Linked DNA regions of Homo sapiens: region 2 is linked to region 1. A link is a loop called in an ENCODE intact Hi-C map of the cell type or tissue named here. Cell type or tissue: mammary epithelial cell. All regions are shown on one strand. Each heading gives the region's core, and the rest is flanking DNA. Links, peaks and the distances in the headings are about the cores only.

Region 1 (5,391 bases), core at 205-5,204:
GGCCTTTGCAGAAGTAATTACTTAAGGATCAAGAAGAAATCACTGTGGAGTAGGGTGGGCCCTAAATCCAATGACTGGTGATGTTTTAAGAAGAGGATAGAGCACAGAGACACAGAGAGAAGACCATGTGAAGACAGAGGCAGAGATTGGCGTTAAGCACCCATAAGCCAAGGAGTGCCTGGAGCCTCCTTGTAACAGACAAAGAAGGATTCTTCCTTAGATCCTTTAGGGGGAACATGGCCGTGCTGATACTTTGATTTCAGACTTCCGGCCTCCAGAACTATGAGAGAAAAAGTTCCTGTTGCTTTAGAACTTTTATTGTTTTACGTTTGTGGTACTTTGTTAAGACATCCATAGGAAACCAATAGCCATGCCTCCTAGATGCACTAAAATTTAGTCAGTCAACATAATTCTGAATACACTAAAATTTTATCCAGATGTTGTAAATTGCACTGCCAAGCATCATGGCTAATAGTTTCATCAGCCAATAAGATGGGCATTATTACCCCTGTTTGTTCAATGAAGAAACCCAGACAAAATGTGTAATACCTGCAAAGATTTGCATATCCAGTGAGGGCTGTGGGATTGTAACCCTGATCTAAGTAACCCCATCTCCTTCCAATCTCCCTTCAACAGTGCTGGATTCAATTAACTGTTGACTTTGTTGATTAAAGTAATTCATATTCAAATTTGAGGAGGTATTGAATAATACCGTTGGTAGCTGTGTTGTAGAGGAGTGTAGAATTCCCTAAGACCTTCTGGCATATCTGAAGAAGGGAAGGGTTGAAATAGGAGCAGCTCTCTCTGCTGTTTCTGCTTAACAACTCTTAGAGAAAATTAGCAGGAATCTGCATCATACCAGTCCCATTCCCTGGGAAGGTTTGCTCTCCTCCCTTCACTTTCATTCCTCTCCAGGCTAATTTAGGGGGTTCTACAGATGTTCAAAATGATGAATTAAGATCATTCTCTGAGGCAGGCTTCTTGTCATTGCCATAAGCCATCAATTTCCCAGCAGATTATATTAGGAACATTTTTATAAGCCCAAAATGGCATTATAAAAGTGTGGTAAAGTTATTTGTTGGTGGAGAACAGAGAGGACTTGCTTTTGCCCAGGAGGACTTTCTTCCCCCGCTGCATAGGAACATTTCGAAGAAAACAGGTGTCCATCCTTATAAAATCACTCCATTCCTGTGGCTCTTGCAGGTACTGCCATATTCCACATGCCCGTTCCCTCACGTGGTGTGTAGGTCCTGGGGATGTTAAACACTTATGGACCTCAAATGGCATCAGCATGGTGCGTGGATGGCCTGTGACTTGCTATCATGAGTCTGTCAGGGATGCAATGATGTCAGCTCACTTGGCTGAGGGGCTGGCAGTTTAACAATGTCCCTATCCTTGGCTTGTCAAGAGTTATAAGCTTACACAGTGATAGGAAAGTTTTTATTTAAAAAACAGAATTTCTAACACAAGATCAATTTTTGTCTTGGCAGTCCTGATACTGTCACTTTAGGTAAAAATCACAAGTTCAAATCCCAGCTCAGTTCTCACCAGGTGGGTGTCCTCAGGCAAGGTCTTCAGCTTCCCTGGGCTCTGGGCCTTTCCACTGTGACAATACTAACCCATTTCAAAGGCTGGTGTTAGACTGAAACTATTAAAGTCAAGCAGAAAATAAAAATGGGAAAAAGCAAAGCAATAAAAAGGGTGTGTTATCCCTCACCCCCACACTCCCGTTTAATGTTAAGGGAGTCTGAATATACTCAGATGCGGCTATGACCAGAGAGCTACTTGCCAACAGCAAGAAACAGATTTTCCTAAATGATTTTTTTTAAAGCTGTTAATTCCCTTTTTTTTATTTCCCATCTAATTCCTGGCAGGAGAATAGACAGCGGGGAATAAAAACCTCTGTTGAGTTGGCAATTTTAGTACTCATATACAAGACTGTTTTATCATCAATCCTCTGAGGTCAGGGGGTCTATAAAGACATAAAGGGAGTCTTTCTTTCTAGTTGTGTTTGAGCCAGGACACTTGGGCTCTTTCCTAGTGTCTTACAGAACCAGCTTTTTACTTCTGCTGGTCCAGCCTCCTTACTTAACAGCCAGAGAAATGGAGGCCAGAGGGTTTCATAGCCCTTCAGGCTTTGTTTTCCTCATCTGTAAAATGGGGATGATGGTTCCTACCTTAGAGGATTGTTCTATATTTTAAGGGAGTAGAGCCATACCTGGCATATGATAAGCCCAATGTAAGTGAGAGGCAGCAAAGCTTGATAATAAAGAGATAATCTCTATATCAGATGGTCGGGCCCACTTCCTGGACTGCCCCTTACTATTAGTGACCTTGGATGAGTTACTTAACAGTCCTGCTCCTTGTAGAGTTGTCACAAGGATTAAATTAGTTAACATACATAAAACACTTAGTGTCTGTCACATCGTTAAGTGCTATACTGGAATTAATTCTTACTATGGTTATTTTGAAAGACATTATGTGGTTTCTATAGAATTGTCCAGTTAATTAGTGGAGAGGGCCACAAATAGAATAAAAAAAAATTGGGGTCTTGTGTGTATTCTATACCAAACCAACGTACCTAGTTATATACATAAGCGCCAGGTTCATTTCTAACTTCTTTAGGGCTACTTCTGACTCCTATGACTATGATAGAGCTAACTTGTTAATGTCATCCACCTAGATCGGTAGAGTTTGCAGCACAGCTTAATTGGGAGGTTCATCAATAAGCCACACACATGCCCGTGGGACTTAGAAGGAAGCTCAGCCATTTGTCTCCATTAGAGGGCGCCAAGGGGAGACAGCATGGTGGAAGGAAGAGAAAGAACCAGTTGCTTCCTGTTCCTGTTAGGGTTTCCCAGCCATAGCCCTTCACCCCAGCAAAGGCAGTTGATTCCAGTGTGCAGTTTTCCCAGCCTCTGCGGACACCCGCTTTTCAAAGATCAGAATCTGTCCTCTGAGATCCTAACAAGCCCAACCTTCTCCCTTTGTTCCCCAGCCTGAAGTGGTGACTACTTTCTGCAGTTATTATTTCTGCTACATTTCAGTGGCCCCTTTTTTGCCTTGTCAATTCTTTAATCTCTAGCTAAAAATTCTTTATATTGAATTCTAATTCTCACTGATAAAATAATCGAAGTGCTGTATTTCTTCTTACTGGTATACACATGAATATGCAGTTATAAAAATAATACATAAATAGAGGCCAACAGAAAGTCCTCAATGATATCACCCCCTTTTCTCGCTGCAGACTGAACGTGATCATGTAAGTTATGTCTCCTTTGAGTATCTGTCACTTAGTTACTCCACTCCCTAGAGGAAACCACAGCTATCAGCAGGTGTCTGTCCCTCTAGAACTTTAACAAATACATTTACATGGATATATATGTATATATACACACACACATATATACACACACATACATATATATATACACACACATATATATGGTAGAGTATGATCACATAATACAAACATAATGAAATAATTTAAAATAAATGTAACTATACTTTAGCACTTTAAAATATTTTTCTCTTTTCTAAGAAAACTGATTTCTTCCATTTTCACATCTTAGATTGGATCTCAGCTCTCTATTCTTGCTTCTTTTCACCACTCAAAAGGGCATGTTTTCCCTGCAATTCTTGTTTTTTTTCTCTCTCTCTCGATATAACTGATGCTAGGTACACAGTAGGTGCACAATAAATGGTAGCCACTATTATTATCACACCGATCCTCACTGCCTGGCTGTCTTTGAAAACCAAGACCTAGGATAATAAGGTGTCATGAGCTAATAAGTAATAAGCATGCTTATTAATAAGTAATAAGATGCTTCTATGTCCTTTACTAACCAAGCCCTAACTCATTTTTGAGCCCCTTACCAAAAAGTGCGTGAGAAGTATGAAGGGAAAACATACAAACAAATAAGATATTGTCCCTGCCCTTAAATTTCTTATAATCTAGGTGGGGGCCCCGCCCTGGCAGTTAAAAAGTGCCAAATGAATATGAAAGGTGTACATGCTGGAAGAGTTCACTTCCACCGGGGAGATCGGCAAAGATGTCACAGAGGAGATGGAATCTGAACTGAACCTTGAATGGTGGCTTGGACTTGAAATAATGGAAGAGAAAAGCCAGAAAGAGCATTAAGAAGTTGATCTATGGGATCTAGATTTTCCATCACAATGAAACAAGTTACTTTCTGCATCATAGATCAGAATTACGCAAAACCAGTATGAGGTGGACCCAAGAAGAGCAACATCTCTCTCTATAAAACTCAGAGGCGGATCTGTGAAGGAAAGCATCTGTTTCTCCAGTCTAAGGTGGGACGATTCTATGCTGCCATGTCAAAGATGCTATAACATTTATTTTCTTCTTCCTTTAACCTTTCCACAGTTCTGACAATTATTCTGCTGTCCCTCTTTCCCATTCAGCACTGCTCAAGGCTCCTTTCCCCATGTCAACAACTCCAAGCTCTTCCTCAACAAACAAACAAAAAACATTAAAAACCTTTTTTCAATTCACCTGAATTTGCAGACCCTGATTTTACATTCAAAGTCAAGCAGCCCTGTTGCTTTATCATTTGTAATCCCTTCAGATTTTTTCTTAACATCTCAATGAAATTCTCTCATAAATCCCCTTCTTTGCTGACCAAGTGCGGTGCAGTTGCTGATTTTGCAAGATATGTGCTAATGTAAAGTATGTCTCCTTTGAGTCTCTTTATCACTTGGTTGCTCTCTGCTCCACCTTCTCCATATTTATGTCCTTATCAGAGCTGCACACAGTATTTCAAATGAGCTTCAGTGTTCTTCCTGCCAGGCCACAGTATTGACTGTAATACGATAGCCTATCTCAAAATTGGTTTGGGGGATTCTTTTTCTCATTGTGGTTAAAATAGCTTGCCTTGTAAATGCCAGAATATATTTTTGCAGATTAGATTTTTTATGAAAAATGGTGTCAAATGCTTTCCGGAAGGGTGTTTAAATTATTTGGATAGGCTGCTTCATCCATTAATGTTTTCTTTTGCAGTTTAACCTCACAGGTTTGCAGGACAGTTTCACCACTGAAAATTTGTGCTGATTTCTTTGTCATTAAACGTAACTTTTTTAAAGGATTCTTACGTTCAAGCTGTGGCTTACGGCTTCAAAACACTTTCCCCCTGCTGTTGAAATCATGAGGTCCGTGGTCTCCCAGATCTTCTCTAAAAGTCTCTCTTAACAGAGAAGAAGCCTTCGCAGCATCTGTCTTCTTCAGCTGTTGCCGCTGATAATTTCAGACATATTCACAAACCCTGCTCTGCATCAGACAGCTGTTACGTGGTTACCGAGTGTTTGTGTGAGAGTGTGTGGCTCTGTGTCTCCTTTCAAGTTTCCACTTGCATGTAAGATTGTCTGAGAAAG
Region 2 (5,391 bases), core at 214-5,213, 330 kb after region 1:
TAGCTGTGGGTGTTTGGGAAGTTCTTTTGTTGTAGCTTTTGTTGCTTACAAGAGGGAAAAAGCTTTAGTATGCTAAGGTAAGAATGATTTTGATTGGAGGCAATATTGTTCTCAGTGTGGGCTGACTTTCACGTATTGTAGTGATTACCAGTACATAACTGAGAAAACCCATTTGTTGAAGTGCTGTAAACAGCAGAGAGTCTGATCTCACATACTGCCCTGATCGACAAGTGTTTATTGTAGGAATGTGGTCAGTCCTGTAATTTTTTAAGGGAAAAGGGGAAGATGTTATGCCAGTCACTGTGATTGCAAATGCCCTGATCTGGCAGGTCTTTTTCCTTTCTCGTTTATTTCTCCTGTGGAATCTGAATGGTGGATTCAGTACATGTACTGAGCTTCCAGTGACTTGGTCAGCTCTTGATGCAATTGATCACACCACTGTAATTCCATACCCTCAATTTTAGTGCCATATCAAAATCATGAACACTCAAGGAGACCATGTAAATCTACGTCCTCAAAAATTAGAAATAATGGCATTAAAAATGTTATTTAGTGCTGGTTTGTAGCACTGAATATATGAACTCATTCATTGTTCTGGTACTCCCTGAACAAGAACTGTTTCGGTTGCAGTGGATGATATCAACTAAGGTTTCCATGGCAGCACTAATTTATAATATGAAAACTTTTGTGGAATTTCACCTTCTGGACTCTTCTCGATTGCATTTAAATTTACATTTTCCCCTCATTTATTAAGGTGAGGCATATTTAGATATTACTTACATGTGTGTACTAGGAGTATCTTCATGAAACTCAGTGATAAGAAATTACACGTGTAGAAAGCAGACAATGGAAACGGAAAATGGATACTGTGGTCTAACATCTCACCAAATGCAGGAATTCTTTCCACATTATCCCAGTTGCCATTTGAACCAGCCAGGAACGAGGAGTTTGGTCAACATTTTATGAAGCCAAATAATGCTAATGACAGTAGTCTGCAGTGCTCCGGACCCTAAGCCCATTTCGATTTGGACTTCATGTTATTTGTGATTGGACCAATACTCCATCAAGCACAGGTGGACACAGATATTTGTAAAACCTCTTCCCCAGTGGTGCACTGAAACCTGCCTCCCTGCAGCTTCCCTGTTGGTCTTCCATCCGCCCTTTGAATGCCACAGAATAAATATGCACCTTCTGTGTGGTCGCTCTTCAAATATTTGACCATAGCTATTGTATCTCCTCCTCGAAGTCTTCTCCTTTCAGGGTTATGCAGTGCTAGTTCTCTTAACTGATAGTTCTCATCCTGTTAACATTCCTCTAGGCACCCACTACTCTATCAATGCCATCTTAAAAATAGTGCATCTGGCCGGATGTTATGGCTCACGCCTGTAATCCCAGCATTTTGAAGGCCGAGGTGGGCGTATCACTTGAGGTCAGGAGTTTGAGACCAGCCTGGCCAACATGGCAAAACCCCGTATCTACTAAAAATACAAAAATTAGCTGAGCATGGTGGCGTATGCCTGTAATCCCAGCTACTCAGGAGGCTGAGGCAGGAAAATTGCTTGAACCCCAAAGGTGGAGGTTGCAGTGAGCCAAGATTGCGCCACTGCACTCCAGCCTAGGTGACAGAGCGAGACCCCACCTCAAAAAAAAAAAAAAAAAAAAAAAAGCATCTTGAATGCAACAGCCTACTCCTGACTGAGTATTCTGAACAGTAGAAAACACCAGGCTGCTATTCACTCCCTTGATCAGGGCACTCTTTTATTAATCTAGTCAAATATTGTGTGGGCCTCACATGTAAATCAGGAACAGCACATTGTTTGTTCACATACGAAGCTAAAGAAAACTTCCAAGCCTTTTTTCCTAACAACTGCTACAAAGCCAGGTCTCCTTTGTTCTTTACTTGAGCAGTGAATCATGTGTGCCTACTTAGAGGACTTTACATACATTTATCCTTCTACATTTTGTCTCTTTTTGTTAAATTATTTTTCCTCTTTATCAAGACAGCTTTGAATTCTAAAATTTTTAAATTCGATATATTAATGATGTTAGACTCTTACTTATTTATCAATTGCACACTTGGAAATGTTACTTTGTCGTTGATAAAATGTTGACCAAGACAGGCCAAAGATAGGGCCCTGTGACATTCTGCAAGAGAATTATTAACATCAGTATGTGAATTTTTTTTTTAAACTAGCTTGACAGTCTTTCACTTGTTTACTTTGTTATCCAAGAGCATAGAGTCAGGGAAAGACTTAGTCAAATGCTTTAGTAATGAGATCATTATTGGTCTACTTATTGCCACACAGTAGAACTCTATGATAAAGAATAAGATTCATGAGAGTAATTTTTAGATTGCATTAATTTTTCTTCTGAAAAATTTCTTGAAAAAGCATATCTAAGTCACCTTATTTTTAATGTATCTAAGAGAAAATAATTTTGTAAAATAAAATCAAACTTCACCTATCATTTCAACTCATGAACTTGTTTGGTTCAAAGGAATTGCTATGTAATACATCATTCTATTCTCTTTACAGAATCATTACTCTTAAAGAGAATTGGTGGGGTGACAGGAAATTACTCCATAGGTGTCACTCCAGCACATCATGATATTCTCATCTCCTGGGACAGAGTCGTCAGGCTGAGGCATGTCCTAACAGTGTGCCAGCCTGTGTAGATGGCTCCATGACAGTATCAGTAACGTGACCATGACAGAGAGAGCTCTGATGGCATTGTGTCACTAATGGATGTGTTTTCACTAAGCTGAAAATTCTGTATTATTTGAAAAGAGGTTTATTTTTCTTCCCACACAAATTATTTGACTCTCATATTAATGTCAAATAGCTGTCAAGTAACACATATGGTGCTTTCTGTGCTATATTTTATTGTACTCATGTACAAAATAGTTTTTTTAAAAACATGTTCTCTGCCTTGGACTAGATAGAAAAAATAATTTAAAAGAATAGTATTCTTAAGAAACACAAATCTATAATATATCAAGGAATAAATGAGTGCTTCATAAAAATACTAGTATTTGTGTCTATATTTTTCAGAGTACTTTCATGCATTTTCTTTTTTGAAAAAAAATCTGATGTTAAAAATAATACATACTCTTTGAATTTGGAAGCTACTGAAATGGATAAAAAATTAAAAGTCAGCTCAAATTCCACCTCTCAGAGATTGTCACTGTTAGCATTTGGTGTTTCCCTTTCAGATGTGCATTTGTGTGAGGTTGTGAGTGTGTGTGCATGTGTATATTTGTGTGTTTTAAACTAGCTCTTGGTGGACCCAGGACGTTTGTACAGAAGAATCAGCATGACATAGTCGGTAAAGAGCTTTGGAATCAGGCACTTGGAGATTTCAGCTCTGGCTATACAACTTACGTAGTGACTATGAATTCCTTAAACTCTCTAAACCTTAATTTCTACTTCTATAAAATGAGGATAATAATACTATATACCTAGTAAGTTTATTGTAAAAATTAATAAGATAATGCAGATAAAGTACATAGCATGGTTCTTGGACCATAGCATATGCTCAGCAAATGTGAACTATTTTTATTATGCAGGTTTTCTTTTCTGCTTTCTTCACTTAAATTATAGGGTAAAAATTTCCTTGTCATAAAATATTATTTGAAAAATATTTAGAATGACTGCATAAATTTCAGTATATGAATGTGCTTTAATGTTATTCTATGGATAAACAATTTTTAATTTATTGTGATCACAAAGAACACCACAGCTGATATCGTTTACATTATGTTTTGTGAATAGACAACAAATTCAAAGTGAATTACTAATCGCATTTTATGGAGAGGCAGAAAAAAACTTACAGTTCTTTAGTGTCTATTAATGTTCCAGGTTATATGCTATGTTCTTTACAATAAAATTCTCTTTAACTTTCACATCCCCTTTGAGGTAAGTCTGTTACGCCCATTTTTCAGATGACAGAGCTCTGAGGGGAGATAAGTCATTCGCTCAAGGTCACAGAGAGATAGTGGTGGTAGAGATGGTGTTTGAAGCCAGCGTCAGATTTCAAAGCTTATGCTTTTTCCATTCTGGCATGTAGTTCATGCCTATCTTTTTGAGGCTTGCAGAATGAATAGTTAGCATTGTGCCTTCTACAAAATGTCACTTGGTGCCACATGAAAGATAGGATACTTGGCTGGAATGCTTGACTTACTCAATATAGTACCTCTTGCGTGTGTGTATTCTTATATGTTTTGGAATCAAGCCTCATTAAAATAAGGTGTTAACTAAAGGAAATGAAGCATTGATATGATTATTTGATGAAAGGAAACCTCAAGGAAGAAAATATTCATTGAGTTGATAATATGAAACTCTTCTTTGTTTTAGTTGTACGGACTAAGCCAGAATCACTTATCTCCCCAGGAATCAGGGTATTTCACATAAGTCAGTTTAGGAATTAAGCAATAACAACAGCCAAAGTAAATTGATGCTGTCAAAGGAATTGTATGTTTCATTACTTGTATATCAGGGGTTGAATGTAAAAAAATACCTCTTTAGCCTTTGCTGTAAGCTGATACATCAGGAAAGAGCTGTAATAATTGCTATAGGTATAAGTATAGGTATACGAGAGACAAAGTATACTAGGATAAGCCCTCAAAGAATTATTTGGTGAACTGACAAGTTGTCTTTAAAAAGTCAGCCATTCGGAACATTTCTCTTGGCAGCTCTCAAATCTGACTTACAGTGTGTACTGTGGCAGCCAATTTTGTAGGAAAAATGCATAATTAATGTGAAGATCAAGGTACAGGTATTGCCAGTCAGTACCTAACACACAGTTTCTTAGAACAAAGGAGCAATTGAAGTTGTCTTTTGATAGGGTAATCCTGATTTGTCATTTTGTGGGTTTCAATTCTTAGTAAAAATGGGGGAAAAAACCCAACTCTAGGAGTAATATTTCATATCTGAGAGGTACTTTGTTGCAGAGTTTATAACCAACTGTTGTCTAGTCAAGAAAGCTATCTTTGGTTTTTGAGATCTCGAATTTTTATAGCCTTTGAGCTTGCTCATTTTTGTCTTAGGATTATTCTGGTTTCCCTCCAGTCATTTTAGTTTTTGCAAGGGAGAAACAGTATCACTTATGGACCCAAGGCCAAAAAGGCTTCAAATCTCGACAGAACATGACCACCAACTTGGCATGTTGGTACTAGCAAGTTAAATTTGAACTTACTATGCAACTAGTGAATAGTTAGAACTGTGAACAGAGAATTAGCTATGGGATCTGCAGGTTGGATTTACAGCATGGCTCCATTGTGTGGTAGCTGTCTACCCCTGGGCAAACAGCTTTCCTATCCCTGAGAGTCCTCAGCTCTCAAATGGAGATAATGACTACTATATAGTCAGAGATCATTTGGAGGGTCAGATGTAT

Evidence for each region. Hi-C counts contacts between places; a loop is a spot of excess contacts. Peaks named below come from ENCODE experiments on the same cell type or tissue, not always from the same donor. Only the 100,000 strongest peaks of a DNase experiment are listed, where the experiment ranks them.
Region 2: a loop joins it to region 1, with 5 times the contacts of the local background. A loop is called at or near these places in 6 of 110 quality-filtered maps.

What each region holds. Positions count from the first base shown.
Region 1 is chr2:199,983,025-199,988,415 of GRCh38, forward strand. The region is part of intron 2 of LOC124906112 (a long non-coding RNA gene); the gene reads right to left. Among named protein-coding and RNA genes, the nearest start is that of MAIP1, 30 kb to the left of the region's middle. In mammary epithelial cell, for the core only: a CTCF peak has its summit at 2,782 (motif pointing right); a DNase peak (open chromatin) is centred at 2,817.
Region 2 is chr2:200,317,923-200,323,313 of GRCh38, forward strand. The region is part of intron 1 of SPATS2L (spermatogenesis associated serine rich 2 like); the gene reads left to right. Among named protein-coding and RNA genes, the nearest start is that of SPATS2L, 14 kb to the left of the region's middle. RefSeq lists a silencer at 3,944-4,238. In mammary epithelial cell, for the core only: no CTCF peak of the experiment used is centred there; a DNase peak (open chromatin) is centred at 2,639; H3K27ac peaks cover 2,252 bases.